Linked DNA regions of Mus musculus: regions 1, 2, 3, 4 and 6 are each linked to region 5. Evidence: chromatin loops called from intact Hi-C (ENCODE). Cell type or tissue: left cerebral cortex. All regions are shown on one strand. Links, peaks and the distances in the headings refer to the core of each region. The heading gives the core; the rest is flanking DNA.

Region 1 (5,164 bases), core at 618-4,617, 700 kb after region 5:
AGACCAATCACGTATTTTCACGTCTAATTGTTTTCTCTCTTATTTTTACAGCGGGGAAGGCAAACTGCCGACCTGTATCGCCACTGGCAGCCCAATCATCGAGTATCAGTTCTGGGTGTGCAAAGTCTGCAAGCACTACGTCCTCGCCCAGGAGATCAGCAACTACAACTTTTGCCCTTTATGCCACAGCTCGGTAGAATAAAGGAAAGAAGACTCTCAGTTGTACAGTGCTGGAAGCACACACGCTTCTCTGCACCCGACTGTGTCGTAGAGCTTGATTTCCTAAGGATTCATAGGAAAATCACCTCATCATCTGCTAGTTGTATTTTTGTATAAAATATATATTACAAAAGAAAATAAAAGTAAAGGGAGGGCTGGCATGTGCTCAGTGGTAGCATGCGTTCCAAGCCTGCGCAGGTCCTGGGTCCACTGTCAGTACTGGAAAAAAAAGATAATCCATACATCACAGTGCAACCAAGAGACAGTTTGATTCTTTTCACATAAGATTTACAGGTGTGAACTAATTTTTTTGTAGTTCCTGTCTGTTCATTTACCATTTATATAACTTATAGTTTGTGGCAAATTACCACAGAACTAGTTCTCTCTTGCCAAGGTTACCAGTTGGTTAGAGACCCCTTGGGAGGTAGCTGGGGATGGCAGAGGGTAGGAGGGGCTGCCTTGAAGCAGAGAACAGACATGACCTGGGTTCAGGGAGGCTCAGCAGCGGCTTAGGACATGAGCTCTGTTTCTACTTAAGGTTAAATTTCTGTATGTTCATAAATGAGGAAATGGCATTTTAAGACTTTTTATTATTTGAAGTTTTAAAGACTACAAGCCTCATTCAAGAGGAAGCATTTGGTCTCTTTTCTTTGTAATAAACATGAATTAACTGATTTTGAGTAATGCTGTAGTTATCATCAAGCTTATCCCGAGCTATGCCATGGTTCAGAGTACTCTAGTGGCCTAAATGTGACCCCAGCAGCCACAGCATGCACTAATGTGGCCGGTCCCAGCATTCTGGTAAGCAGTGTACCTGCACAGGCACTGCCGACCTCTCTCATCTGCCATACACAGCTCATTATATTTTGCTGAAATGTACTTTAAGATCACTTTTCTGACCGGGCAGTGGTGGCACATGCTTTTAATCCCAGCACTTGGGAGGCAGAGGCAGGGAGATTTCTGAGTTCGAGGCCAGCCTAGTCTACAGAGTGGGTTCCAGGACAGCCAGGGCTACACAGAGAAACCGTGTCTCGAAAAAACAAAACAAATCACTTTTCTTTATTCTCAGAGCTCAGATCAAAAGTTTTTCTGAGACATTATTTGAAATAAACATGAAAACAAATTCTGAAGGGAAAAAAGGACGTTTATCCCATGTTTCCTTCCACTATAATGTAGGGAAATGTGGCATTTGCATTGTCTTCACATCCACAGACACATCCTCGGACACACACAGAGACATACACAGAATATATATCACATGGGAGAAAAAGCTAAGTCTTTTTAGGAAAATATACAGTGACTGAAGTGGCAGAGAATTGTTACCATAGAGACTACAGAAAGTTCACACTCAGAAACATGGACAAATTTGTTTCAAAGTAACAGAATATTAACTCTGTTGCCATAGCTCTAGACGCTTATTTTGGGTATCTAAAATGAAAACAGCAATATTATGTTGCCCTCTACTGTCTGCTTCTATAATTATTTTCTAAAAAAAAATTTTTTAAAGACTTCTTTATTTACTATGTATACAGCATTCTGCCTGGATATATGCGCACCACCACCGCCCGGCCATGGGCACTGTCTGTCTGTCTATCTATCATCCATCTAATCTAATCTAATCTAATCTAATCTAATCTAATCTAATCTAATCTAATCTAATCTAATCTAATCTAATCTAATCTAATCTAATCTAATCTAATCTAATTATGTATACACATGTCACAAAGATTTAAATTCTCTTAATTTCCCGCGAACGGCGTCAGGCGCTACCAGTTGTCTCGCGATACTACGGGTCTTCAAACAGGACAAACGTCCTTTTCCTTTAGCCAACGAAGTCCCGTGAGCGGTAGCTGTGGTTCCGCTTCCACCCGGGTGAGGCGGTCATGGCCTTGCGGCCAGGCCGAGAGGGCGGAGAGAGCTCGGCCGCCCTGGCCACGGCGCAGGCTCGCTTCTCCAGGGGCGAGTTTGCCGAGGCCCGGGAGCTGTACTCCGCCTTCATTGGCCAGTGCGCGCGTCACGGGAGGTAACTATCGCGAGAGCGGGCTGGGCGCGTGGGTGGTCCCCGAGCCACGCGCGGACCGCGGAGTCCTGGGCTGCCGCTTGGTTTCCCCAGAAAAGATCCCCTCCGAGCCCTGTCCTTCGGGGAGGGGACGCCTTGGTCTCCGCAGAGGCCCAGGCGGCAGGAAGCCGCTGTTCTGGGCAGGGAAGGTGGTCGTCCTCGGAACCACAGCGACGCCTTTGTGTTCCGGACGCGAAGGTTCCGGTTCAGCACCCGCTTAAGCTAAGCACAGTCGCTGCACCCAGCTGTCCCGTTAGTGTTTACCACGACGTCACAGCACACTCCTGAAGTTAAGGGTTGTTAATGTGACACCGCTAGAACATCACAAGAGTCCTTTCTGTAGAATATCAAGCCAGCGATGAAACGTTTATTGCCCAGTACAGTTCTTTGTTACTTTGATATTTGAGTTCGAGCAGCTTATCAAGATGTGCACTCTGACCCCTCTATTCCCACTACGCTTTGAGTCTTTAGAAAACGGGGTTGTATGTCGAGCCAAAATCTGATAATTATAAAAATTTTGACATTTAGGGGTCTTGGTTGCATTCTGTTTTCTGCCAGTTAAGGAATTAAAAGGCAGTAAAACTCTCAAGCCAGGCAGGTAGCAGCGGAGGAGGAGGAGGTGGTGGAGGAGGAGGAGGGTGCCACGACTAAGTACAGCTTATGAGAGAATCCGCTAATGAGGAAAGGTTTCCTAGGGGTGAGAAAACTTGAGTGGGCAAACAGATAAAACCCTCGGCAAAGCGGAAGAGGATTTCAGGAACCCGCAGATCCACTCCTTTGAGGGTTTAAGGAACTGAGGGTTGGTCAGTTTGAGCACAGAGCCCTAAGCATGTCCGATCCAGCTTTGAACTTGTGTAGTAGTAGCATAGCAGAGCCATCAGCGGGGGTGGGGTGGGGTGGGGGGCTCTATTGGTGAAAAAAAAGTAGAAAAGCCTTTTTAGGCTGCCGGGTTTTTGTTTCCGGTCAGCCGGGTCAGGAAGAAGCAGGTCAGGTTGGCAGTTCACTATATTTATTATCTAGTCTCAGCTCCTCTCTTGATACATCTGCTTATCAGGGAGTCTTACTCTTAGCCCCTCCGTATTGTTTGTCCCAATGTCTCTGTATTGGTTGTGAATTGGTCGTTAAACCGGGAGAATCGATCCAACTCTGCAGGTTCACAATTCCACTGTAATAGAGTGAAGTCTTTTACTCTTTGTGATATTCACAGCCTGGCTATCTTCTGTGCTAATGCCTGCACATGTAGCATTAGTTACTTCAAGATTTGCCTTTGTTGCGCTTATGTAATGTGTGGAGTGAACACAGAGAAACAGAGAAACTGGGAATTTCTCTCTCTCTCTCTCTCTCTCTCTCTCTCTCTCTCTCTCTCTCTCTCTTTGTGTAGCCCCAGCTGTCATGAAACTCCCTCTACATACCAGGCTGCCCTTGAATGCAGAGATCCACCTGCCTCTGCCTCCCAAGTGCTGAGATTACAAGCTGTAGTACTGGACCTGGAAGATCTTTATAGTAGACTGCAAGCTTGTCTTTGCATGAGATCTAATACAGAAGACTATTTGTTTGTAAGACTTAAATGGAATTAAGCCAGAGAGGCAAAATTGCTTTTTCATTTTAGTACTACATTATCATAAAAGTTAACAGAAATTTCTTTTTTTTTAATAAAGTGTTTTTGTCTTTGATAATCCTCACCTCCCACTACTCACCTTAATTCCTCTCGCCTCTACCCCCACTTCCCTTCCCCCCCCTTTTTTTTTTAAAGTTACCAAATCCCATGTTGTGCTGCCCCAGTTATTCATAGATATGTGGCCATACAGGAGGGTGTTTGACCTACCAGGGCCATACTTGGTTTGACATACCAAGTGCAGCACTGTGACAGCACAGTGGAGCAATGTGATACCACAGTGGAGCACAGTGACACCAACTTGGAGCATGAAACAACACAGTGGAGCACTGTGAAAACACATTAGAGCATGTGACACCACAGTTTAGCACTGTGACACCACAGTGGAGCACTGTGACACCACAGAGCAGCACTTAGACTTAAGAAAGCTAACTCTCCCTCCCTTCCTCAGATGCCCTTAACTGTTCGTAGCTCCTCTAGGATACCCACTCCCACCCAGCTCCATGGAGTGTTTACTGACTTGATCTCGTGCAGGTCCTGTGCAGGCAACCATAGCTGTGAGTTTATGAGCACAGTGCCCCTGCAATGCCCGGAAGACACTGTCTCTTGGTTTTTGCCCCAGCCCCAGGCTCTTCTCATTTCCCTGAGCCTTGGGGGTGGGAGAAGGGTGTTGATTGGCATCCTGTTTGTGGCTGATCACTCTGCTGACATTTGCTAATAGAAAATTCCACATAGATGGTCGAGTGATGTTACCATCTCTCTCTCATTTCCACCACCACTCCTGATAAAAAGGCTAGCAAACACAGGAGACTGCCTTTCTACTCTCCTTTAGGCTCTAATGGGCTTCTTTAGGAAGTTTCAGGAACAATTAGCAGTAGGTATGTGGATGGTACATGAGCTGCTGCTTCTTTCTCATTTGCGCATGTCAGCCCAGGAACCCATGTCCACCACAGCGAGGTAATCTCTGCCCTAGACTTGCAGCCTGGCTGCAAGCCCACGCTGCAGTTTCAGCATCCCTTGCATCCCTTGCACCTTTCTCTGGTAGAGTTCAAAACGTGAAGTCTACCAGTTCCACGGTTCCCCTTACACATGTCTTTGAAAGTTTCATTTTATTTTTTTAAATATTGGGTTGCTGAATAATTCTGAACAGTACTGACTGCCTTCTGGGGGCCTAATGAGTAAAGGTGCCTGCCACACAAGCCCGATGACCTCATCTCAGTCCCTGGAATGTTTGTAAAGCCGAAGGAAGCAGAGAGCCACTCCCTGACTTC
Region 2 (5,164 bases), core at 596-4,595, 220 kb after region 5:
GTTAAAAGTTCAAGGTCATCCTCAGCTTCCTAGTGGCTCAAGGCCAACCTGGTATACTTGAGACTTTACCTCCCAGAGCAAAGCTAAGCAAAGCCACCTGTCCGAACGCCATGCTGCTGCATTCTGTCCGTTTCAAAGCCAGTCTTCCTCACTTTCCCTAAGTCGAGCAGCGGGAAGCGCACACTTCCCTGGCTCTCCCTACTAGCCCAAAGGCCCAGCGATGCTTTACTTATGTTTTTTAAGATCTATTTATTTATTACATGTAAGTACACTGTAGCTGTCTTCAGACACCCCAGAAGAGGGCACCAGATCTTATTACGGATGGTTGTGAGCCACCATGTGGTTGCTAGGATTTGAACTCAGGACCTTTGGAAGAGCAGTTGGTGCTCTTAACCGCTGAGCCATCTCTCCATCCCCTGGGGATGCTTTATGCTGCTCTTGGAGTAGGCTTTCCTGCTCCAAATGTCAGTCAACTGCTCCCCAGCTCAATAAGTACAGAGCCAAACCAGGCAGTGACTTTTCTAGAGAACACCGGTAGCTGCCTTGACTTATACCAGGAAGTGATAGTCACTCAGTGCCCAAAATTGCAATGCAGGGGATACACGAGACACTGTTTTAAAATGCATTTTTTAAATCTACAGTACAATAGCTAAACATTAACCCAAACAGGAATCACGATGTATCCCATGCTGAGCACCCACAATGCTGGCAGATTCCTGAAGATGAACTGACCCAACGCTATCTTCTTAACTGTGGTGACCTGAAGCTCAAAGCACAGCAGAGGGGAGCAAGTCAGAGACTTGATTATAACACCAGCCCGCTCTGAGTGGTGGTGACTCAGCAGCCTCCCTACACAGCTAAGTGAGGGTGCTGAAATGTTCCTCCAAGATTCTCCCCAAAACTGTATCCAGGCAACTGGGCCCTGGGTGACTGTGTAGCAGTACAGGGATGAAAAGTCTTAGTGAGAAGGACAAAGGACACTGTTTTATATCTGGGATCTCTCAACTCAATAATGACCCTTGCCACCTGGACTCTAGATGTCACATACCCCCTCACCCCCACCCTTAATTGCCATTCAGTGACTGGCAGACTTTACAGGTGGGCCTTAGTAGTCTTCCTTCTGTGAAGCATGCTTGCCCTCACTGTTCCTAATATCCAAACCCAGACTTCAGCCATAGCCATGCAGCCGGGAGCTTCAGCTGACTGCCCGCAGGAAAGGCACCACACTGCCCTTCTCCTGGCAGCACACTGACATTCCAGACAGCCACCAAGCACATCCCCTATGGCAAGATTAAGGCCATCCAAACCTGGGGCCCTGGGGAAAGAATGTCCAGGATGCTGTTGAAGCCAGTGACTTGTATCAAAGTCCCTGGACCCCTCCTCAGACCCCCTGTCCAGGGGCTTGCTCTCTAAGCACAAACAGGGCAATCCTTCCCTGAGTGGACCACGGCTGTGTGGCTATGGTGGGGGTAGGGAGAGGCTGCTGCTGAGGCCTTCAACAAGTTGTCAGGTCCAAAGGAAACTCCATTTCCTCAGATTCCAAAAGGCAGAAGAGCAAACGGCTATCCCTGGTGCTTGTTTGCAAAATGCTGGCCTCCAGGCCCCTTCAGTATCACAAGTACCTGATACACATTTCAGAGTCCACACTGGCTGGCACCCTAGCACTCCTCCCTTCCTCCTCTCCTCCCCTCCTCTAAACCATGCAGCTCATGGGCTCCTTCCCACCAAACTATTCATTCTCCTTATAATCCTGCCATGCCTTTTCTCTATTTTGCTCTCCCAGTCTCCCTCCCTCGCTCTGTCTCCCTCCTTCTCCTTTCTCTACTCCATTGTTCTGTCTCTGTCTCTCTGTCTACCTGACTCCTGCTTCTCTCATGACTAGGTCCAGTCTGCTGGTCTACTCCTTTCTCTGTCTGGACTCTCCCAGGTGCCTCTGCTTGTTCTTTCTCATGGCTGCAGTAAAAACCTTTCCACGTAACCACACACGGTCATGCTATCTGTTCATACGCTGAGCTTCCCAAAGCATTGTTCTAGGATTTTCTTCACACACGACCTCCCAACCAGATTCTGCCACTTCTGTCTTACTCACTTGGGAAATTCAGCCACTCTGGCCCTGACTGTGCCTTCAGAAATGGTCCTGACTACTCAGATACCTCTGCTGTGGCCTCTGGTCACAAAGGGCCTTTCAGAAGTTACCTGGCCCACAAGTCCCCTGGTGAAGTGGCATGGAGCAGCTCGTGGGAAGGAGTTGGGCTTTTGAGACTCTGCATCACGGTGAACTCCTTTCAGAAATGTCCCGGACACCGAGTCGGGCTATAGCTAAATTGGTAGAGCACCTAGCTAGCAGGCACAAGTTTACATCTCTAGCGTGGGATAAACTGCCAATGGCCAGTATCTATTGTTCCAACACTTGAGAGGTAGAGACAGGAGGATCAGAAGTTCAAGGTCACAGTGAGTTCGTAGCCAGGCCTGGGATATTTGAGAGTCTATTAAAGGGGGTGGGGTGGGGGATGGCAAATGGAGGCAAATTGATCTCTGTGAGTTCAAGGCCAGCCTGATTTTCATAGTGAGTTCCAGGCTGCCCAAGGCTAGAGAAACCTTTCCTAAAAATAAATAGACTAGAGCATTGTAAGATATTCTGGCTACAAATCACTTAACTCCTATCTCTTGAGTTTCGCGGCCCTCAGCCCTGAAGAGCCCGAGAAAGTGATTGTCCAATCACAGGCACTGAGAAGGTCCCATCTTCCTGTCAGGCAGAAATAACTGCCTGCAGTGTTTCTCAATTTAGAAGGCAGAAAGAGGGAAACTGCTTTTCTACCCCCTTTCCTAAACACAAAATCTCCTGCCACATAGGTCGCTATAACAACAGGAGAGTCCTGGGAGGGAAGAGGCCCCAGAAGTTCAGCATTTCCTTGATCCCCACAAGAGGGCAGCTAACAAACTGACTCTGCGTGACTGCTGGAACCGAGGCTGTGAGATGTCGCCCTCTAGTGGACATAGAGGGATCAGACAGATGGAGGAGAGCACAAGAGATGGGTTGCAAAGAAGGCTGGAGACATCCGGTCGTCAACATTCCCATTCCTGGGCCTATCCTGCTTCTCCCCCGCAGCCAGGCTTCTCACCGTGCCTTAGTCCCTGGAGTTCATCATCTTGGGCGGTGACCAACACCCTCACCCGCCCTGACCAAGCTCTGGCCAGGCTGGAAATTCGTGAACTTGCGGGTTCTTGCTTGTTCCAACCTATCTGTACCTCTAGAGGAGCTGCCTGCTGGTCACCTCAGATGTCAATTTCTCTTGATTCCAAATCCCATCAATTCTTCTGGCTGCCATTGCACCATTGTGGGATTTTGTTTGTTTTGTTTCTGTTTTGTTTGCTAGATCTATATTTCTGTCCCTGACCTCTCTCTAGAGCAGCAATTCTCAACCTGAGAGTCTCTACCGCTTTGGGGGTTGGGTCAAATGATCCTTTCACAGGGGTCCCATGTGAGATATCCTGCATATTGGATATTTACATTATTACTCATAATAGTAACAAAATTACTGTTATGAAGAAGCAACAAAAATAATTTTATGCTCGGGGTCACGTTTCATGAAGAATTAAAGGGTCTCAGCTTTAGGAAGGTGGAGAACATCCACCTTGGGGCTTCAGACCTATCTGTTCAGCTGCTGACTGATGCCCGTCTGCCAGCTCCTCAAACACTGCCACCTCAGCATATTCAATCTAGAGCTCATGGCCCTCCTCAGTCCCTCTCCTGCCCTGGAAGCCCCCCAGGTTTCCTTGATATGGGAGACCCTGGCATGGGTCATCAGGGGCAGCCTTGGGAATGAGAAATCTTGTGCTCCAAGGGTGAAGTTCTGGCTAGAAAAGAGTTCGAAGCTGTTGGTTTCCCCTGGGGCAGAGAGGCACTTCCCCAAAGTTATTTTCCCTGTCTTCTTAACGAAGTCTTTATCCAATGACTGAGCTCCATGGGACCCTGCCACAAAACAACAACAACAAACACACACATACACACACACACACACACACACATACAACTAAAACCCAAAACCCTCATTTATAAATATAAAAACATAATTGTTTTTGTTCCTTCTTTTTGGGGCTGTTGTTGTTGTTGATTCATTTTGGTTTTTTGTTTGTTTGTTTTGTTGAGACAAGGTTTCTCTGTGTAGCCCTGGCTGTCCTGGAACTCACTCTATAGACCAGCCTGTCCTCAAGCTCAGAGATCCATGTGCCTCTGCCTCCCAAGTGCTGGGATTAAAGATGTGTGCCACCACTGTCTAGCCCCATATAATTTCTTAACATAGCATTAAAAATGAAATCCAACAGTGTATTTATCTAATTTTATCAAGACAAAGGTTTGTCTCGCTAATGCAATGGCATCTAACTTTCAGAAAGCTTATTCACATTATTTACCACAATATGAAATATAACAGTGTGATGAAGTTCTAGGTTAGATTCCCAACAGAATATACACATCACACCAGAGGGGGGTGGGGAGAGAGAGAGAGAGAGAGAGAGAGAGAGAGAGAGAGAAGCAAAGAAAAGAAAGGTTAATCTGTTTATAGCAACAAGTGCCTGTAATCTCCAGGGACCCAAGATAAGAGGATCAGATCAAGGCCAATCTTACCTACACAGCAAGACCTTATCTCAAAATACCCTTGGTGTGAGTGCATGTGAGTGTGTGTGTGTGTGTATGTGTGTGTGTGTGTGTGTGTGTGTGTGTGCATGTGTGTGTGTGTAATATTAACAAATTAAAAAGAAAAAAGTCAGTAGTTGCCAGGAAAAAAATTGCTAGAATTCAATACAAATAATAAAACCTAGAAGTAACTGAGAAAAATTGTTTGAACTGCATGATTTAAGTCCACAAAAATCTCAGGTGTCACCCTATATACTAATCAACCTAAAAGTCAAATTGAGGCCCATCAAGAGTCAGAACAAGGGTTGACCGGAACCAAAATGTAGACAGCCACTGGGGAAGAAATACAACCCCAGTGGCTGAGAGTGCGTGCTCCTGAAATGGAATGGGAGGGGCTAGAGTTGCTGAGGTTGTTTTTCCTTTACACTAATTAAGAACAAGAGGGAGGTTGCAGCAGCCAGCACAGGATGCTTACTGGATGTCTTCCACCACACTTAGCTCCAGGTGAGAAGTGAGAGGAGCAGGAAA
Region 3 (5,164 bases), core at 648-4,647, 130 kb after region 5:
TAGAAGGACCCCATAGTCATTTCCCACAATCCTTTGCATCTTGGCAGGACTGACCTTAGCAACTGAGCAGAAGGACCTAGTTGCATCCACTAAGTTGAAGTTAGGATGTCATGACCTGGTGCTAATGAGCAGCAGCTCAGCTGTCACGGGTTCGGTTCTTCCTATCACTCACTTCGGCCATCTTCTCCCACCCTATTGGGATGGGCTGGCACTTCCTTTTACTCCCTCCCAGCCACAAACCACAATGCTGGGCAGGCAGCAGCTGCTTAATCCATACTTGCTGGGCTGAGTCAGCTTGCAAGTGGCAAAGTGCCCTGGTGCTTACCAGGCCGGCTGGCTGCCGAGTCATCTCTGCCTCATTAGCACTGCATGATGCTTCAGAGTCTTGTCCCTGCTCCAGCTTGCAGGACCCCTGCTCCCGGCAGGACTCAGAAGAAGTTCAGGAGCCCTCCAAACTAGGCAGCTTTAAGAAGGGAAGCCCCCACTGATCCTCTGCTGGGAGTCATGTAGCTTTTCACCTCTTTTGTCTGATCCAGACAGAGAAGTCCTGTGAAGACTTTTACACATGGTCTCTTTGCCCAGCCCAGTTCGTAGCCACAAGCAGAAGGTGACCCAGGCACATGCGTATCTCAGACATCTGTTGACCTCTCATCTGCTCCGACCATCGGATGACCTGTGAGGAATGGGTTCGGAGCCTGCCTTTCTGTCCCTAACATGAAGGGAGGTCCAGCCTATGGGCTGCTGCTGGGCCTCGTTCGGGACAGGACCACGTGGGCCATCTGACCAGGGCCAGGGAAACAGAAGAGAGCACCTCAGCCTCTAGAACAACAGTGAGTCCCCAGAGAGCCTTTCTTTACCTCACACTGCATCAAGGCGGGGCCTTGCATTTGCCTAAGTGCCTTGGAGAGACTTTAGGGGTTCTCCTCTTGGGAAGAGTGTGTGTGGTGGGTAGGATACACAAAAGAGGTTTCTGCTGGGCTTTCAGTCCTGGCCCCTACTCTGCTGAGTCTCTCGATGGAGTCTCACATCGCTCTGCTTCTGTTTCTGTCTGAACAAGAGAGCACAGAGAAGTTTCCTGAATGGCAAAGGCTATCCTATGCCCTAGGAAGAGGCCAGTGCCCATCTACATGAAAGTCTCTGTGCTGAGTTCCCCTCCTGACAATGGGGGTGCATCCTCCACAGGGCTCTTTGTGCCCACTGACTGCAGATTCAGACTGGCCTTTCTTCCTGGAACGAGGGTAAAATGTAAAACTCCTCTAAGGCATACCGGCATCTCAGGCACACAAGGAGGGAATCATGGCTGTGGGAAACTGTAGCTGCCTGTGGAGGAGCCGAGATCAGGAATGTAAGGCTGCAGTCCTGCTCTGTCTGCAGAAGGAGTTAGTCCAGGCATCTCCTGCTGCTCTGAGGCTAATTGCTTAATTGAATCAGTGCAAATTCCTGCTGTTTTGGAGCTTGCGAGTTGTCTACAAGATGGGCTGACTTGGCAGGTCAGGAAGGCAGAGGCCCAAGAGGCAGCAGCCAGGAGCTCCTGACCCACTGTCTAGGCTGTGGAGGTCTCTGCTGCTCAGCTGAACTTGAGTGCCCTTGGCTAGCCCTGGGCAGGGGTGAACTCAGGCTCACATAGTCTACTGAAGAAGAGAAACAACTCACAGAAATTACCCTCTGACCTCCACACACACACCATGGCACACCTCAGTCCATACACATTTACACAGATAAGGGGGGTAGGGGGTGGGGGTGTGTGTGTGCTGTGCACTCGAGTATGCTTGAGTGTACTGTGTGTGTGCATGAGTGGTGTGTTAATGTCCATTCAGATAGACTTGGGTGAGGCACTACTACTGATAAATTAGTCTGCACTGATGAAATGAGCCAGCTCAAGCCGGATTAGAGCATGCAAAGGCAGGTTTATTGGGAAGCAGCTCTCAAAGAAAAGGGACAGGGAAGTCACCATGGAGAGGAAGACAAAAGAAAGGGGAAAGAGAGAGAGAAAGAGAGTGAACACACAGGGAGAGAGAAAATGCAGAGAGAGGGAGAGAAAGGAATAAGCCCCAAATCTCTGGTTTATACAGGAAAGACCCTCTGAGGGAAGAGGAAGCCCAGCCTCTGGGCTGGAAAGGTCAGGGCAAGAGGGTCAGGGTATGTCCTGTAAAGGGTAGGGACTGAGGGATGCTGGGAGAACCTGGAGGCCAGGTCCTCCTTGGTATGTAAAATATGTACCTTCTGTTTGTCCCAGGTCTGAATCCCAACAACTACATGTTAACCATTTCCTGTTCCCAGGCACACAGTAGGGCCACATTTCCCACCATCCTTTGCATTTAGTAAAGTGCATGCAAGTAGGTTCCGACCAGTAGAATAATGCCACTCACTGAGATGTGATGTTCTGGCACTAGCCGGGTCCTGAATCAACAACTGTGACCCTGGCACTTGACGGTGTGAGCCAAGAGGTTTCCACTGACTCTGCTGAGAGGCAGTGGGAGAGACTCTGGCTGTGGCTGTGGCTGTGGTCATGCCATCTCCTAGCTGTGTGATCTCAGACAAATCACTTAACCTTTCTGAACCTGTTTTCTCATCTCTGAAAAAGGAGTAACCTAACATTTAAGGTTGTAAAAATTCAATTAAATGATTCACAAAAAGTTCTTGGCATGGGGCCTAGCACAGAGCCAAGCATATAAATAGCAACTGCTGTTAGTACATTAAGTTGGAAACAGTTTAGAAGATTAATTCTTTTAAAACTTTTATCTGTTTCAAATTGCCTGGTTTATTTCTTAAATAGCACAGAGAAAAGGAAGCAGTCGGCTTGACTCCCTTACAGCCCTGGACTAAGTTACCAGACTTAGAAGTTCAAAATAATGGACTTTGGTAACAGTTTGTTCTGAGCTGTCCAGAGAAAAGAAGCAGGGCTTAGCTTCCTAACCAAGCCAAGAGCAGCCTGACCCTGGCCAGCTGGCTCTACACCGTGGGTGGCGGTTGATAGAAGATGGCCAAGGCTGGTGGCAGCAGGCAGTGTACAATGGATGAGTCCACGGTGGGGACTGAGCCTCCCAGGCCTGACTTCAGAACAGCCCTGGCCAGGAACCAGGTACTCTTTCCAGCCCTGCGTCTGTCTTTTGTTTGTTTGTTTGGTTGGTTGGTTGGTTGGTTTAGGTTTGGGGTTTTTTGAGACAGGGTCTTTCTATGTAACCTCAGCTGTCCTAGAACTTGCTCTGTAGACCAAGCTGGCCTTAAACTCCTGCCCCTGCCTCCCAAGTGCTAGGATTAAAGGCATGTGCCACCACTGGCCAGCTTTGCCCTGAGATTGTCATCACTCTGTGCCATTGTAGCTATTCTGACAGGCAGGTAATTACATCCCACTGTGCTTTAACATTCCTGATGATATCATTATCATCTCCTGAGAAGATAATAATAGCCATCTTTTCACATGCTCACCTCCTATCTCTGGGTCGTCTCTCCTGCGCCTTTTAGCCACTTTACAACTGGATTGCTTGCTGTTTATCTGTTGGACATCAGACACATTTCTAGACTCTATTCCTTGCTAATACCTGTGGCCTATAAAGACTTTCTCCCTGTGTGTGGTTGGTCTTCGCTCAGCAAACCCCAGCTCCACTTTAGAATATACATTCTTTCTCTGTAGCCCAGGCTGTCCTGATACTCACTATGTAACCAGGCTGACTGCTAACAGTGGCAGTCCTCCAACTTCCTGCATTCTGGGATGACAGAGCCACCACACCAGGTTACCATAGATCTTTTACAGTACGAGAGTGTTGAACTTTGATAAGTTTCATGTAATCAGTGCTTGCTGTCAAAGCTGAAAACTGTCCATCCCAAGGTGGGTAGAGCCCGTCTGTGCACCATACACACCCAGGAACCTCTAGCATGAGCCCAAACTGTGTCCTGTCTCTTGCTTACTGCCAGACCAGAGTCTTCAACTTCTTCTCTAAGTCCAATTCCCAACAAATGCCAAGAACCCACACAGAGTGACCCTTAAGCCCAACAGGAGTTGCCATGCCAGGGCCCACGTGCTTAGCTGTGAGTGTTCTGCAGGCAGACAAACACTTGCTCAGTTTGGAGTATGGAGACTAGCCAAGGTTTACAGGGCTGGATCTGGTCCCGTGATCTAGCTATCTCAGACCTGCCTGCATGCTCTAGACAGCTACCCACAGATTTGTGTGTTGTCTTCTCTGCTGGGATTTGAGACCTGGGGGTTTCTGCTCTACTGTAGAGAGAGCATGTTGAAAGCTCTTATTCAGCCACCCACATGCACCCCAGAGCCTCAGCCTTGATGGCAAGGACAGCTTGTTCAGTTGCTTCGAACAGAACACAGGCAGCTTGGCTCCCACTTTACCCAAGCAGAGTGTAATTAGTTTCCACTAACGAAAAATTAATGCCTCATTATTCATCAGCCTCTCTGATAGTTAGTCCTGAGTCCCAAATTCTCTCTTTTTCCACCCCACCCCCACCCACTCCCCCATCCCACCCTCACCCCCATCCCACCCCCTCCCACCCCCCCTGCCTCTTGGGGTAGCAATCCTTAGCTAGGCCCTTGGCTTACCTGAGAGTCTGACAACACTCATAGCTAATCCAGGGTGAGCTTTCCCAGCATGAAGGCCCCAGAGCCTCCTTGGAGATGGCTGTGAGAACTCTCCTGGGTTTAACCAGCGATGGCAAAGGGTAGCAGAGGACTCTGGGGAGAGGCAGGGACTTACAAAGAGGCCTGAGTGTCTCAGGCTCTGTTGAAGCCAGAGCCAACACCTGAGTTTTCAAGAGCACTTTGCCCAGTTGTTCAGTGAGAAGCTGGGTCCTGAAGTGTGGGGGTGGGGTGTTGGTAAAGATGAAAAGCAGAACTACATTTTGGGACTCGAATCTGAACCAAAATTCTTTTAAGTGATGAGGGCTTTGGGGAGTGAAGGAGAGAAGAAGAGAAGGAAGGGAGAGAAAAATAAAACCCCCTGGGTCACCAAGATAAGAAAGTAGAGTGGAGTTGGTTTGTGGTGAAGGAGACTGTTGGGAGAGGAGAGGATGAGAGAGAGTGATAGCTGGAGAGGTCAATAGGATTCAAATACATTTATGTTCATGTAGGAAAATGTCATGATAAATTAAATTAAAATATGCTAACTAAAGCATTAATGGGGGCATGGACTTCTTAAAAAAAATAGATGTGTAT
Region 4 (5,164 bases), core at 628-4,627, 170 kb after region 5:
AAGACCTTTGTCCTCACCTAATGGGACTAAATTCACAATAATTAGTACACTCTGGGTGTCTGATGGACGACAAGCTTAGCCTCCTCCGGGAATCTGACAGGAATAACCTGGCCTCTCAGGGTCACCCAGCCCCTAAAAGGTGCCAGGCTCATGGCCATATTTACTACTATAGAGAGGCTGCAGTTACTGCCAGAAAGGACCTCCACAAGAACTCTTCCCTTACCCCCAATTCAGACATCTTCTGACACTATTAAGCCACAGGAGCTGTTTATAAATGTCATGATCATAGTCTTTTAATATTTTACATAAAAATCTGTATACACAGCTTATAGAACTCTTATGTAAACATCATAAGTTCACCATTTGTCATCTGTCAGTTTATTTAAAAAAAATAAAACAAAAACAAAACAAGACAATTTAGAAGTACCACTGGGCTGGCGGGGGGGAGAGGGGGGAGGCTTTTCTCTGCACATGGAACGTACAGAAAATTTCACACAGAAGAGACTTGTCTTGTGGGAGGGGGGGTTTAAATAGACCCCAATACCTGTTGCCTTCCTTTACCAAAACTGCGTATGCTACACAAATTTAAAGAAAAAATTCACACTGTTGACATTTTTTTTTCAAGAAAACAAAGCAAAAGTTAGTTGTTTTTGTAATCTTAGAGTCATCATAGTTTTAAAAAAACCATCAGAAGTAGATGAGGTTACAGCATACAAGTGTGGTCAGAATGCTGTCTTATGCAAATGACAAGTACACTGGGTGTCAAACAATGGGACAATTGTGCAAAGAACTCTTTCATCAACAACAAAAAGCTTCAGCGTTTAAATAAATTCAGTAACAATAGTCTCTTGAGCTGAACAATGTTCATTTGTAGGACAGGCACAAAGTTCGCTTATGGCAAAAGTGACCCCACTGCACACCCTGGATCCTCTGCCGGAGGTTCGCTGGGGGTTGGCCCAGGAGACACTGTCTGAGCTGCTTCCTCTCGACCCCAAGTCAGTTGCAAATGTCTTCCCCAGGGTGTGGAAAGATGGCCAAGTCCAGTTCATGCTTGGATGGGTGGGCGCCTGACCCAGCCTGGGAAAGGAGCTGCTCTGGGCCCTGGTCGCCCCACACACCACTAAACAATACCATTCTGCCTCCGAAAATAAAATCTGTATTTATGTAACAGCCCCATCCTCCCCCCAGCCCTCCCCTCCCGCCATTCCAGGGGTCTATGTTACAGACATGGAGCAACAGTAGTGGCTTGCTGGTTACAAGCAAACCTGCTGGGGGCGCAACCACTCTGCGTGCCCCTGGGGAAACCAGAGGCGGGGGTGGGGCAGGAGTCGGGTGGGGTGTAGGGAGTCGTACACACACACAACCACACTTTGAGGCCTGGCTCTTTAGAAAAGGATGCTCAGGAACCCCTTGGCACTCAGCAGGGTGCCCAGGCCTGTGCCACACAGCTGGACACACACAGACACTGGGAAGGGGGAGCTCGGTGCCCACGCTAATTCTCAGCGTGACCAGCCAGAGCCACCAGCAGATGTCAGGCAGTCTGGTGGTGTCCTTGGGGGCATGGGTCTCCCTTTCTCCCGGTTCGTGGGCGACCGGGCCAAGGAGGGGGAGCCACGCTGGCAAGGGCGTGAGGCAGGACGCGTCCCTCATAGCACCTTGCAGCAGTTGATGCAGCCATTCTGGGATCCGTAGCGCTTCTGCAGCGCGGCGCGCGTGGCCGTCTCAAAAACCTCGCGCACGCCCTCCTTGGTCTTGGCCGAGCACTCGAGGTAGTCATAGGCTTGGATGCGCACCGCCATGGCGCGGCCGTCATCCGTGCGCACTGGCTCCTGCTTCATGCGGGCCAGCTCCGTGCGGACATGCTCGTCGCTGCGCAGGTCTTTTTTGTTGGCCACCAGGATGATGGGCACATTGGGGCAGAAGTGCTTTACCTCGGGCACCCACTTCTCGGGGATGTTCTCGAGAGAGTCCGGGCTGTCCACCGAGAAGCACATAAGGATGACGTCGGTGTCCGGATAGGAGAGCGGCCGTAAACGATCGTAGTCCTCCTGGCCTGCCGTGTCCCACAGCGCCAGCTCCACCTGCTTGCCGTCCACCTCGATGTCCGCCACATAGTTCTCGAACACGGTGGGCACGTACACCTCGGGGAATTCGTCTTTACTGAACACGATCAGCAGGCACGTCTTGCCGCACGCGCCGTCGCCCACCACCACCAGCTTCTTGCGGATGGCCGCCATGAGCTCGCCGGGCGCGGGCAGCAGGAGGGGCCCGCGAGCGCCTCGCCGCCGTCCCGCTCCCTGTTGCTTGCCGCTCCCCGCTCTCCCGCGACTGCGCGCTGCGGGCTAGGCTCGCTAACTGCACCTGGACCCCGCGGCGGCGCGGTCTCTCGGGGCGCTCCGGTTGCCTCGGCAGGGGCGCAGGGGCATACGGTGCACTGAGTGTCGCCGCGCCGCTGCCGCGCCGCTGTGGTCCTCGGCGGTCCCGGAGCTGCGCTGCTTTGTGCGAAGTGATGGCTGATGCTGCGGACCCGGCCTAGCTTCTTTCCCGGGGCGGGTTCACTCTAGACCTAGGGTACAGGGGCGCAGACGACGACAACCGAACTGCGGTGGCAGATGCGGGCTGCGGCCCTAGCGCCCGCTATTTAAAGAGTCCGGCCACTTTCTTAATATAGCCACCCAATGGGAAGCCATAGGGCTGAGCTCATCGCTGCGGAGCTTGGCTCCGATTGGTCGCCCGCTGCAGTCCGAAGGCGGGTTCGCCTTAGCTTGATTGACTGCCCTGTCCGCGGGGCTGGGAGAGGCGTTGACTGTGGAGTCTGCGCGGCGACCCGCCCCGTGGGGTTGTGTGGCCGCCGGGTCCCCGCCTTCGTCGCAGCCTCTCTGAGTGCGACATCGTGGAGCAGGCAGCCTGGAGCCCTCCGGGTCTGGGTGGGCAGTTCCGAGACGAGCTACACTCTTGTGGGGCGTTGGCTGCTCCCAGGGCTTCAGCTTTATCTAGCTTCCGAGCGAACTACGGGTGATCAAGCATGGGGGAGGGGCGGCGCCTTTAACGTGGTTTTGTTTTCACTTAAACAGACACCGGTGCACGGTTTTGTTACCTAGCCAAGGGTTTCGTTCTTTCTTAACTTTGTTTAGATAACTAACCCCTCGTGTGCTCTGGGCCGAATTCTGACACTTACCCAGGGCAGCCTTTTCACTGAGAAAGGCTAACAGTAAATTGTGTGGGCCTGGGTGAGTCCCCTCTCGGCTTTCTCTTCAAGGCCCACACTTAGGTCTCCGGGTGAAGAAGATAAGGGGAGGAATCTAGGAGACACACAGCTGTAGGACAAAGGAAAGCGAGGTGCAGGGCACTCCGCTGAAAAAGAAAGCACCCAGCTTGGGCAGGCAACCTTCACCCAGTCCTACCACATTACATCTGATTCTCGCCCTAAAGCCAGAGAACTGCTTGAAGTACACTGTGCAAGGAAACCCATCTATCCCAACAACTCTCATGGAGCAGATGAAAAGCTTCAAGCTGGGAAAGCAGGCATGCGGCCTCGCAGGGAACTTGCCGGTGGGCACACGGTTTCTGTACAGAGGATGGAGTTTCTTCATACACACCAGGTCTTAACTCGTGAATTACCACTTCCTGCAGGAGATGACACCTCTTCCTATCTTAAAGGATTTAAGCCAGTCCACTGTAAGAAATAGGAAAGACAGAAAGCTGCAAAGGGCGTCAAAGAGGGCCTTACCCCGCCCCCAAGAGAAACTGAACAAAGAAAAAGGAGGAAAGAAAGTGGGGAAATGGCTTAACATTGCTGCGTGGGGTCCTCATGGAGGGCTAGGCTAGGGGTACCAGCTAAGAGAAAGCTTTCTCAGTGACCATGTCATGATGACCTTATGACCCATTTCTTTGTCTCTCTCTCTGGACTGTGAGTTGTCCGAGGGCCAGGATTTCCTCCCACCTGAGCATCATGAAGACCTAGCACTATGCTGGGCCCTAAAGAAGCAGTAAAAATGGTCCGTGCAGTGGTAGGCCTGCCCACCTGTAGACCCAGCCACACAGGACGCACAGGGGTTGGCCTTCCAAGTCTAGGCAGTCTGGGCAACCAAATGAGACAGAGAGAGAAAACAACGGGGAGGGGTAAATGACTTTGGGAGCTAACCCAGTTTTTCAAAAGTGGAACTTTTTAGTTCTTAACATCAGATCCTGCTATAATCAGACCAAACACAAGCAGCCAATGTTTTCACATATAATCCCCATGTTACAGTTTCTGTGTATCTGGACAGATATGATCAAGCCATAGTGTTCCATCAGTGGGGGAGAGCTGTGTTCCCTGCATTCTGGATTATCCCCACTGCAGGGCCCAGTCTCTGTTTTTCTCTGCTTTAGTTTTTCAGACCTAAGGAACTGTCACATGGTTTGGTTTGTCATTGGTTGAGGAAGTCACTTTGCACACACACACACACACACACACACACACGCACACACACACCCCACACATGCCTTTTAGGGGAAAAATCTTATCTACACATATTTTTCTCCTCGTAGTTAAACCTTTTGATTGCTGTGTTATTAGCTCTGCTCTCCGTGGTCTTAATATAGCTTGGGAATCTTGGCTATGTCCTTCAGCTTTAAATATTAAGAAAATATAAACCAGAGCTTTGTCCCGTGTGCTTCTTTCAAAGACTTAAATACAAAGAACCAGGAAGCAGGATTACGGCCACCGGCTTCCTGATTTCCAGACGTATCATACGGGGTGTTCCAAGCTCAAATCTCTATATCGAAGTAATTGCTAAAAATACAAAGTGGGCAAGTTATGCCGAAGTAAAGAAGGAGAAGAATCGAAACGGCGTTCTCTCAAAACAGGACTGGCGGCCTCAAAGACCTAGCTCACTGCTTATAGCATTAACTTTTCCAAACTTGCTGATGAGTTTTATAGTATCCCCTTGTCAGGCCCCACACCCTTCAAAGTGCACTGTCACTGCAAGGCAATGACTAGATTTAATTCTCCAAGAGTTATTAACATTCAGTGCATGAAGCCGGGCGGTGGTGGCGCACGCCTTTAATCCCAGCACTTGGGAGGCAGAGACAGGTGGATTTCTGAGTTCAAAGCCAGCCTGGTCTACAGAGTGAGTTCCAGGACAGCCAAGACTATACAGAGAAACCCTGTCTCGAAAAACCA
Region 5 (5,164 bases), core at 405-4,404:
TCCCCAGTGATATCCCCCATCTATGGCTAACTCCACAGAGTTAACCCCACGATAGCTCGGTAGCACAGACTGCTGGGCCCAGTCTGCTGCCATTGGGACCCGGCTTCTCCTTGCAGAGTGGCAAGTGACTTGTTTGCCCCCAGAGCATGCTTCACCATCTGTAAGGCAGGACTTCCTTCAGCTCCTGCGGGACAATTGGAGACCTCCATGAACATGGGTATAAGCACCCTTGGCTTTACTCCTCTAGGAGGCATCCCGCCAATTAGACGGACGCTCCTGAGCGCGGGTGGGCGGCATGGATCTCCCTGTGCTGGCCATGGGGACAGGGCACAGGCTGGAGGAGGAGATGCAGAGGCAGGCATCTCCTGCCATAGCCCCTCCAGTGGAAGCAATGAGCTGAGAACGCAATGGCTTCCCTAATGGAAATCGGCTACTCAGTCATCCCAGAATACTTTTGTTCCTTCTTGGCTCAAGCAACGAGCAACTGATATTTTCTGTGCTAGGCATGGTATTGTACTTCCCATGCTGAGCCTCATCTGTTCCTTGCCTGTAAGCATCAGTTGGAGGCGGGGAACGGTACTAGATTGGCACTGAGTTTGAGGGCTTTCTGCTGGGACCTGAGTTCTAGTTCCATCCTTTGGTCGCCAAGGCTCCTGGCTATCTGCATCTTCAGTTTTCTTCAGTAAATGAGCGGGCTCTTGGAAGTACCTGCTTCCTGGAGCAGTCCAGGGAGGATCATCTGATGTGCATAGATGTTAGCATTAGCTGTCGTCATAGACTCTACTTTCAGCAGAACCTGACCACCACGGGCCAGGGCACTGTCCTCAGCACCGTGACAAATGGGTCTTAGGAATTTACTGCTGTCCCCAGTATACAGACAGGAAAGGCCTGCCTGAAACTAGAGCCGCCGAAGAATCGGACAGAGGCGTGTTCAGTGTAATGACATACCAAATGAAGTCCCCCAAATCGGTGCCCGCTCAGCACGGGTCTTCCCCCAGTGTGATATGTGAGCCATGGGCTGCAGAATCTTGAGGTCACCACAGAGGCCTCACACTGGCCAAAGCTGCCCAGGCAGGCACAGCGGCTGCCGCAGGCCCACAGGAATCCGTGGCCTCCCGGTACTCTCCAGCCAGTGAGGGTCTGGTCCCCAAGGGTCAGGCAGTAAGGGTCCCAGGGTGACATGGGGAGACACCTATAATGCCCACCCCTTATCGGCCTCGCCCAGCCCTGGGGCCCTGCCATAAGGCCTTGTTTGCACTCATGCCATCTGTGGTTCTAAGTAACCATGAGTAGTGACAAACTGAAATGGACTTCTGAGGCTGCACCAGCCTTTGGCTGAACAACAGAGTTAGCCAAGTGGCTCCTTTTTTGGGTAGGAAACTGCTCCTGGCTGCCAAGTGCTGCCTTGAATTTCTTTCTCTAGTGGCAGAGTTGCGGGTGGGGACGGGGCGGAGGTCTTAGGTGCCTGACAGCCAGCCTGGGACCACCTGCAGCAAGCTCTGTGCTCTTGGGGGGCCCCTGGCTCCTGGATTCCGGGAACACAGCACCAAGCGGACTCCCCTTCCTGCCAGATTTTTTTTTTAAGGACCCATGTGACACCCAGTTGGTATTATCGGCTCTGTCAGGCATAATAAGTAATGTTTTTCGAGAGCTTTTTCAGTGCCAGGAACTGAGCTAACTGGTGTTTGCTTGGGAGCTCATGCTACCTCTGAGACTTGCACTTCTGAAATGGGCTGTGACCCGCAGTAAGTGCGGTATGCGTCAGGACATGTGTATGTGCTTCGTGTGGGACCAGGCGAGGTACGAGAGCACAGGGAAGCTCGCTGAGTGCACTCCGTGCTCATGGCTCCTCTCGGGCCTCATTTGTGAAAAGATTCATAATGTGCCAAATGGCTTTCTGGGCCCATTGCCGGAGCCGCTTGGGAAAGGGAGCCCTGGAGGCTGACACTGGGCATTGCTTTTGTTTTCTGTGGTAGGACACTGGAGCCTCTGAGAGTCAGATGGCTTGAGCTCGTTCATATAACCCCAAGTGGCAGCACCAGGGCTTGAGGCCACTGCAGGCATCTTTCAGCAATGTGGCAAGAGGTAGGGTGGGGCCCTTACACATAGGGCCATCAAAAGATTCGCCCAAGCGGGGACTCGGCCAAAGCCTGGTGGTGTGGTTTGCTTTCTACCACTGTGATAAAGGCCACGGGTGAAAGCAACTCAGGGAAGAAAGGCTGTCTTTACTTGGCTTACGCTTCAGGTTCATCCCTGAGGGATGAGAGACAAGAACTAAAGCACAGAGCAGGGAAGAACGCTACTCACTGAATTGCACCTCCTGGCTTGCTCGGTTTGCTTTCTTACACAACCCAGGCCCACCTACCCAAAGGTGGCACCGCCCCTGTGGCACCGCCACTGTGGGCTGCGATCTCCCTCCTCAGTCATTAATCAAGAAAATGCCCCACAGACTTCATGAAGGCAATCTGAAGGAGGCTTTTTCTCAGCTGAGGTTCCCTTCTCAGGATACTCTAGCTTGGGTCAAGTCAACATACATACATACATACATACATACATACATACATACATACATACATGAATAAACAAACAAACAAACAAACAAATCCATCTGGTATGTGACAGAGCAGGTCAGGTTTCCCACTCAGACACAAGGGCTGCCCACCTCACCCTTTGGGGCATTCTTCTTATCCTCGAGAGCTTTGTAGTCTGTATTTCCTCAGCAACTCTATACACACATCTCATATTCCCTGCTGTGGCCACAAGGGGGCGCTCGGGCTCCATTTCAGGAGTGTCTGCAAGGGTGGGAGCAGTTGGCACAAAGCGGAGTCTGCCGGGCCTGGCTTTCCTTTGTCTCTTCAACCTGCCTCTGACTAGGGAAAAGTCCGCTGTGTTATACCGTTATGGGGCACAGAAAAGCCCCCACTCTAGCCCATTGAAACAGCATTGCTTCTTATTTTCTGGGTTTTTGGGTTTTTTTGGGTTTTTTTGCTGACCCTGTCCCAGAGCCATCTGGACTCTAGACATAGCGTTCACTTCACCATTCCAATTAATGTTCTGTCTCAGGCGCCTTTCTCTGTCATACATACTTACCGTATTTAACTCGATTTTAGTGTCTGTGTGGCTCTGAGAAAATCGTGCCTTGCACTAGAAACATTTTCAACACAACTCAAAACTACCCAGGTCCTAGGGACTGATTGGCGAGAGTCCCTTCCCTCCCAGGAGCAGGGATATTTCCTGCAGCCTTCGCTTCTCTACTTCTCCCTGAACAAAGGGATTGTTTCGTGTCTGTGCCTCCACAGTTTGGAATGGTCTCTCTCCAGACTCTGAGCCAGTCCCTCAGCCCAGTCACTGCAAACTGCACTGTGAGCCCCGGCTTGTGGTACCTTTCATGGGCTTTTGTTGTGGTGGGCTATAATGTGAGGAACTTCACGGGTCCGGAGTCATCATTCCATAGAACTTTTCATCTAAATAATAGCCTCAGAACAAGGCCCCTGAAGGTTCTGCAGGGGACAGTATGATAAAAGCTCTTTGGGGCTACACATTTACCCTGTTGAAGGTCCCTCTTCTCTTCCACCCCTCCTGCTACTTCTCCAGCCTGCTTGCTGGTGACAGAGAACACAGCTGGCTCTTTTCCCTGCCTGTGAGACTGGTTTCTCAGGCTCTCAAAGAGAGGGGAGAGCCTGGCACCCAAGTGGAGAAGGCCTTTCCTTGGATACTGTTTTATCATTAGTTTTATATAAATTTAGTTTCATTTTTTCCATGAAGCAGCCACTTCTGTTGAACCTAAAAATGGCTTTTTGTATTTAGATGAAATTTCTGCTCTGGGATGACCCTCCAGTTTTTGCCCGTAGACACCCACCCACCCACCACCCGCTAGTCCTCCTGGATTTGCAAACCCAGCATCTAGAATCTCTGGGGCCTTGCCCCCTCCTGCCTCCAAGCAACTGTGGAATGCCTTCCTTGGGTGCCTCTTGCTAAGTAAATAACAATATTCTCAACTCCTGTCCTGGATTCTGAGCCAGGAGAGGAAGCCTTTGCTGGATACTCCGTTGCAGCAGAGAGCAGTTAGGGGCTGTGTTTCAGCCTGGAACCAGGTGGGGATACAGATTCCCAGGCCCCCTCGGCCCTGCGTGGAACCATGGCCTCTCAGTGAGTCTGTGTGTGCGAGTCATGCTGATACTCCAGGCACTAAAGTATGCAGAAGTCTGAGAGATGCCCTACACAGTGCACAGGTGAACAGGGATCCCCAGTCCTCCTAGTCTCCCCACCCCTGCTCCCCTTGACACTCTCTCTCTCTCTCTCTCTCTCTCTCTCTGCTGTCTGTCTTTACTGCAGTGGTTCTCTGAGGACCGGATACCATAGTGGAGCTCCCTAGGAGAGTCACCATGGTCCCACGTCATGGCTAGCCCCAAAGTAGGAAGGGAGACTGAGTCAAAACATTCAGCCACACTTACCAAGGGGTACAGTTATCTCTGCTGTGTTTCCCATCCAGGTACCTTTGCTCCTGGCCCAGCCTCAGTGAAGGGACTCTGGGGACTATGGTTAGCACGGTGGTTTCTGTCCTTTTTATTTGATTAGCAAAGGCTTCAAGAGGTTCACGAGGAAAGCCTCACACAGACCCCTAATGCAACGACCATACCCAAGTAGAATTGTCTTCATTTGAACAGGCATGGAAACTAGATCTTTGTCCTCTAAAGTGGCCCTAGATAACTTTAGAAGAGTCTGGGGCCTCTTGTAGCATCGCTCGAAAGCCATCGGGGAGGCTGGAACTCCAGGATGTATGGTCACCCCCAAAGGGATTCAAGGGTTCAGCATTCCCATCCCAGCTCTGAAGTGGGCCGAGGGCAGTTTGCTGACTCCAAGCTGTGGCGTCTTCAGGTATGGAACAGTTAGGGTTTCCGAAGCAAAGGGACCTCCAGTGGGGTGGAGGAGTGGGGGCTGTCTAGCGTTTCAGAACTTTTACACTTCCCACCAAAGCCCCCAAGGGTCTAGGCCCAAGAGTCCAAAAGGAAGAATGCAGAGTTCTTGGTAAAATGTTGTAACTAGTTTGTACTCATCCTGAGGCCTTCATGCGTCTTTCACTTCAGATGAACTATAGAGGGCGTTAGCTCCTATTGTTGAGCAAATCCCAGCGCCAGATCCTAGCTTCTGGGAGTCCCTGGAT
Region 6 (5,164 bases), core at 825-4,824, 310 kb after region 5:
ATATTACACCATATATAGTGTATACATCACATCATATATAATGTATACATCATGGATACGCACAGGGCACTGACATGGCGGGTGCCAAGCTCATATATAATGTATGTATATATGTATATATTTATACATATTTTATATATTTTAATTTCATTAATTATAAATATATATTTATAGTATATGAAACATATTTCATATATATTTATATAAAAATATTTATAAATATAAAATGTATATAAATTAAACATATAATATATTACATACTTTAATATATATCATATATAATTATATATATTGTTATATATACATTATATAAGATAATTATATCTAATATATACATAAACATAAATATATACTTAAACTATTTATGTTATTTACATTATATCTAATATATTATAGATATATATATGCAATATGTATATTAATATTGATAAATATATGATATATACATAAATTTCAATATATAAGTGAACATATGTGAATGTATGTGTAAGTTTAAGGGTTTGTATAAAAACTGATAAATATAAAAAGACAAATGTTTACCTATAAACCATACATTATAATCCATAGACATAATATAGATTCAGGAAGTGACTCCACCGTGACAGGACGTGGCCATACCATGACCAGACATGAGAATACTGGGATAGGAAGTGGCTGCACAGTGACAGGAAGTGATTATACCCTGACCGGAAGTGACCATGTTGTCACATGAAGCGACCACACCATGACCAGAAGGGACTGGAAGTGACCGTGTCGTCACAGGAAGTGGCTACAGCATGACCAGAAGTGACCGTATCATAACTGGAAGTGGCCGTAACATCAGGATTTTCTTCCTGTTTTTGTTGTTTCTCAGCGTCGGTATGGTTTTGGAGTAGGCAAACCTGCCTGAGTCGTACAGAGCATCGAGGCCGAGGCACCAGGTGTTGGGAACCGCTGTGCTGTGCAGTGGGCCTTGCTTGGACTTATCTTGTATAAAATTATTTTATTATATATTAGATATATGTTATATTATATATCATTTTTAAATATATATTTTATTATATATTACTCATGTATATATACACATTATATATTATATATTTTCTGCTATTATATTGTAATATACTGTCCTTCATGTTACATACACTACATATTATCACACGTTACAGATCACTTTTATTATATAAAAAAACTTTTTAAAAAGTATTCAGAAGTACAAACTCTGGACCGCGGACGCAGCCATCCAGAAAAATATAAATTTGAAGTTAAAATTTAAAATATTATTATTATTACTATTATTATCATTATTATTTTAAATGTGAAAAATTGTTATAAAAGCATATGTTGTACTATATATTATTATCATGTTATATATTACGTTCCTTAGTGTTATCGCATCCTTATATACTGTGTCTCGCTTGGTGTCTGCTGACCCCTAACACCCTGTTTTCCATTTTATATTCCTGCACAAACATGACCAAGAAGCACTTGGAGAAGAAAGGTTTTATTCAGCTTAGTCTTTCACATTGCTGTTCATCACCAAAGGAAGTCAGGACTGGAACTCAAGCAGGTCAGGAAGCAGGAGCTGATGCACAGGCCATGGAGGGATGTTCTTTACTGGCTTGCCTCCCCTGGCTTGCTCAGCCTGCTCTCTTATAGAAGCCAAGATTACCAGCCCAGAGATGGTCCCACCCACAAGGGGCCTTTCCCCCTTGATCACTAATTGAGAAAATGCCTTACAGCTGGATCTCATGGAGGCATTTCCTCAGCTGAAGCTCCTCTCTCTGTGACAACTCCAGCCTGTGTCAAGTTGACACACAAAACCAGCCAATACAATTGACCCCTTGTCAACTTGACACACAAACACATCCCTAGTAAGCCTCAACCCTTAGTTCTTAAAAAGTCCCACAATCTTTACATATTAAAAGTTCAATCCTCTAAAAATATCCAATATCTTTTAAAATCTAAAGTCTTTACAATTAAGTCTCTTAACTGTGGGATCCACTAAAATACTTCCTTCCCTCACATGTACACATATATAGCAGCAGCACACCGCGGTGCCTAAAACCTGTGGTCAGTTTTTTATGTTGGCAGCGCAGGGGGGCGGGAAGGGATGAAAGCAGGTGTGACACTGAGGCAGGGGGATTCCCTTGAGTAAGGACGAAGCTGAGGCAGGGGGATGACATGGTGATGTAGCCACCCTCTCAATCTGCCTGTCAATCACCAGCTCCGCCCACTCAGCTGTGCTCACCAATCAGAAAAAAAACTCAGCTGGGCGGTGGTGGCCCACGCCTTTCATCCCAGCACTTGGGAGGCAGAGGCAGGCGGAATTTCTGAGTTAAAGGCCAGCCTGGTCTACAGAGTGAGTTCTAGGACAGTAGGGCTATACAGAGAAACCCTGCCTCAAGAAAAAACAAAAACAAAAAACAAACACACACACACACACACACACACACACACTCTCTCTCTCTCTCTCTCTCTCTCTCTCTCTTTCTCACAAAAAGGGGAGCATTGCAGTGACAACCTTTCGCCACCAGGTGGCAGGCCAGAGCATCTGTCTCAGGGTTAAGCCCAGAGACACCAAGTATGGGGAAAACCAACATTATGGACTGGTGAGATGGCTCAGTGGTTAAGAGCACTGACTGCTCTTCTGAAGTCCTGAGTTCAAATCCCAGCAACCACATGGTGGCTCACAACCATCCATAAAGAGATCTGACACCCCTCTTCTGGTGCATCTGAAGACAGCTAGAGTGTAGTTAGATATAATAATAAATAAATCTTAAAAAAACCAAAATATAGAGAAATAGATAGATGGATAAATAAATAAATATTAAACATTCAAAAATTAAAAATAAAAAATAATTAGAAAAAATAACAACCCAGTCTCAAAAAAAAAAAAAAAAACAAAAAAGAAAGAAAAAAAAAGGATTTTTCTTTTGATAGGGGACTAATATCCAATATATACAAAGAGCTCAAGAAGCTAGACTCCAGAAATTCAAATAATCCCATTAAAAAATGGGGTTCAGAGCTAAACAAAGAATTCTCACCTGAGGAATATCGAATGGCTGAGAAGCACCTGAAAAGGTGTTCAACATCCTTAATCATCAGGGAAATGCAAATCAAAACAACCCTGAGATTCCACCTCACACCAGTCAGAATGGCTAAGATCAAAAATTCAGGTGACAGCAGATGCTGGCGAGGATGTGGAGAAAGAGGAACACTCCTCCATTGTTGGTGGGATTGCAAGCTTGTACAAGCACTCTGGAAGTCAGTCTGGAAGATCCTCAGAAAATTGGACATAGTACTGCCGGTAGATCCAGCAATGCCTCTCCTGGGCATATACCCAGAAGAAGTTCCAACTGGTAATAAGAACACATGCTCCACTATGTTCATAGCAGCCTTATTTATAATAGCCAGAAGCTGGAAAGAACCCAGATGTCCCTCAACAGAAGAATGGATACAGAAAATGTGGTACATGTACACAATGGAGTATTACTCAGCTATTAAAAACAATGGATTTATGAAAGTCTTGGACAAATGGATGTATCTGGAGGATATCATCCTTAGTGAGGTAACCCAATCACAAAAGAAGTCATTAGGTAGGCACTCACTGATAAGTGGATATTAGCCCAGAAACATAGAACACCCAAGATACAATTTGCAAAACACAAGAAAATCAAGCAGAGGGAAGACCAATGGGTGGATACTTCATTTCTCCTTAGATTGGGAACAAAATACTAAAAGGAGTTACAGAGACAAAGTTTGGCGCTAAGACGAAAGGATGGACCATCCAGAGACTACCCCACCTGGGGATCCATCCCACAATCAGCCACCAAACCCAAACACTATTGCACAATGCCTGATAGATTTTGCTGAAAGGACCCTGTTATAGCTGTCTTATATGAGGCTATGTCAGTGCATGGCAAATACAGAAGTGGATGCTCACAGTCATCTATAAGATGGAACACAGGGCCCCCAATGAAGAAGCTAGAGTAAGCACCCAAGGAGCTGAAGGGGTCTGCACCCCTATAGGTGGAACAACAATAGAACTAACCAGTACCCCCAGAGCTCATATCTCCAGCTGCATATGTAGCAGAAGATGGCCTAGTCGGCCATCACTGGGAAGAGAGGCCCCTTGGTATTGCAAACTTTATATACCCCAATACAGGGAAGAACCGGGAGTGGGAAGGTAGGGGAGCAGGGCAGAGGGAGGGTATAGAAAACTTTCCGGATAGCATTTGAAATGTATATAAAGAAAATATCTAATAAAAATAAATAAATTAAATAAATAAAGTCTAGTCCCATGAAAAAGAAAACAAAAACAAAAAACAAAAAACAAAAAAATCAACCCAGTCTCGAAAAAAAAAAAAAAAAGAAAAAGGGGGCGAGGCTCAGAGGACCCAAAGCCGGAACAGAACTACAACTCCCAGCATGCCTCGAGGCTGAGGCAGGGACATGCCCGCCACTGCACTGACCTGAGATGGCGGGAGAGAGACTTCCTGTCCACGGCCAGTGACTGCCTGCTTCCAATCCGCTGTCCCCGGGACAGCGGCGCTCACGGCGGCGGCGGAGAGACCCTGGCGGGCCGTTTTCGGGTGGCAGCGGCGGGAAAACAGGAGGCTCGGGTCTGTGCACGCGCTCTGCTTGAGAGTGCTGGTCTGTGGCGGGAAGTCCCGCCCACTCCGCTGTGATTGACGGCAGCAGCTTCCAATCGGGAAGCTTCCCCACTCACTGTTTCCAGGAGCAGGGAACAGCGCCAGAAGTCCCGCCCGCCCGACCGTGACTGACAGCCCCAGAGACTGAAACCGCCCCCCCCCGCCCCCCGCAGAGAGATCCGCGTCTGCAAAGACAAGGGCGGGCGGCCGTGATTTTTATATAAAATAAAAAAAGTCTCGTGTGCTTATCGTGTGGGAGCTCACGCTGTAGCCCAGGTTGACCTCGAACTCAGAGATCCACTGCCTCTGCCTCGTCCCAAGTGCTGCTGGGATGAAAAGCGTGTGCCACCCCTGCCTGGAGACCCTAAAACTCTTAAACCCCAAAAATAAAACCCTAGCATTTTAAATAAAAATACTCAAGAGCACTAAACACTACTCTTTAAAAAAGCAGCAAAACCCTGACACCCCCCAAAAAACTCTAAATGTCTGGGGCGAGGCCGGAGCGCTCAGAGGTCCTGTCACTCGATTCC

What was found. A loop is a pair of places that touch in the nucleus more often than their neighbours do. Peaks named below come from ENCODE experiments on the same cell type or tissue, not always from the same donor. Only the 100,000 strongest peaks of a DNase experiment are listed, where the experiment ranks them.
Region 1: it touches region 5 in a loop (5-fold over the local background); 10 of 42 quality-filtered maps call a loop at or near these places.
Region 2: it touches region 5 in a loop (8-fold over the local background); 15 of 42 quality-filtered maps call a loop at or near these places.
Region 3: a loop joins it to region 5, with 4 times the contacts of the local background. A loop is called at or near these places in 11 of 42 quality-filtered maps.
Region 4: it touches region 5 in a loop (5-fold over the local background); 41 of 42 quality-filtered maps call a loop at or near these places.
Region 6: a loop joins it to region 5, with 2.6 times the contacts of the local background. A loop is called at or near these places in 6 of 42 quality-filtered maps.

What each region holds. Positions count from the first base shown.
Region 1 is chr12:9,027,955-9,033,118 of GRCm38, forward strand. Wdr35 (WD repeat domain 35) reads left to right here. Exons shown (of 27, transcript NM_001159527.1): 27 at 52-893. The coding sequence ends at 202. It overlaps Ttc32 (tetratricopeptide repeat domain 32), which reads left to right and starts at 2,043. Exons shown (of 3, transcript NM_029321.2): 1 at 2,043-2,242. The coding sequence starts at 2,103. In left cerebral cortex, for the core only: CTCF peaks have their summits at 2,228 and 2,476; DNase peaks (open chromatin) are centred at 2,056 and 2,216; H3K4me3 peaks cover 1,748 bases; H3K27ac peaks cover 1,090 bases.
Region 2 is chr12:8,544,545-8,549,708 of GRCm38, forward strand. The region is part of intron 2 of 5033421B08Rik (a long non-coding RNA gene); the gene reads left to right. It also overlaps a transcript of Slc7a15 not described here. Among named protein-coding and RNA genes, the nearest start is that of Slc7a15, 7.6 kb to the left of the region's middle. In left cerebral cortex, for the core only: CTCF peaks have their summits at 2,956 (motif pointing left) and 3,160; DNase peaks (open chromatin) are centred at 863 and 2,967; H3K27ac peaks cover 547 bases.
Region 3 is chr12:8,450,550-8,455,713 of GRCm38, forward strand. It overlaps Gm51967 (a long non-coding RNA gene), which reads left to right. Exons shown (of 3, transcript XR_003950173.1): 3 at 537-875. Among named protein-coding and RNA genes, the nearest start is that of Gm51967, 4.2 kb to the left of the region's middle. In left cerebral cortex, for the core only: no CTCF peak of the experiment used is centred there; DNase peaks (open chromatin) are centred at 1,397, 2,667, 2,944, 3,679 and 1 more place; H3K27ac peaks cover 1,288 bases.
Region 4 is chr12:8,497,396-8,502,559 of GRCm38, forward strand. Rhob (ras homolog family member B) reads right to left here and starts at 2,614. Exons shown (of 1, transcript NM_007483.3): 1 at 266-2,614. The coding sequence starts at 2,237. The coding sequence ends at 1,647. In left cerebral cortex, for the core only: CTCF peaks have their summits at 1,276 (motif pointing right) and 2,585; DNase peaks (open chromatin) are centred at 947, 1,328, 1,766, 2,305 and 4 more places; H3K4me3 peaks cover 2,941 bases; H3K27ac peaks cover 3,863 bases.
Region 5 is chr12:8,324,241-8,329,404 of GRCm38, forward strand. All of the region lies in intron 4 of Hs1bp3 (HCLS1 binding protein 3), which reads left to right. Among named protein-coding and RNA genes, the nearest start is that of Hs1bp3, 13 kb to the left of the region's middle. In left cerebral cortex, for the core only: CTCF peaks have their summits at 1,969 and 2,758 (motif pointing right); DNase peaks (open chromatin) are centred at 1,434, 1,814, 2,780 and 3,571; H3K4me3 peaks cover 256 bases; H3K27ac peaks cover 4,000 bases.
Region 6 is chr12:8,636,388-8,641,551 of GRCm38, forward strand. No RefSeq gene overlaps it. Among named protein-coding and RNA genes, the nearest start is that of Pum2, 35 kb to the right of the region's middle. In left cerebral cortex, for the core only: CTCF peaks have their summits at 2,518 (motif pointing right) and 4,481; DNase peaks (open chromatin) are centred at 2,261, 2,506, 4,462 and 4,684; H3K4me3 peaks cover 1,040 bases; H3K27ac peaks cover 834 bases.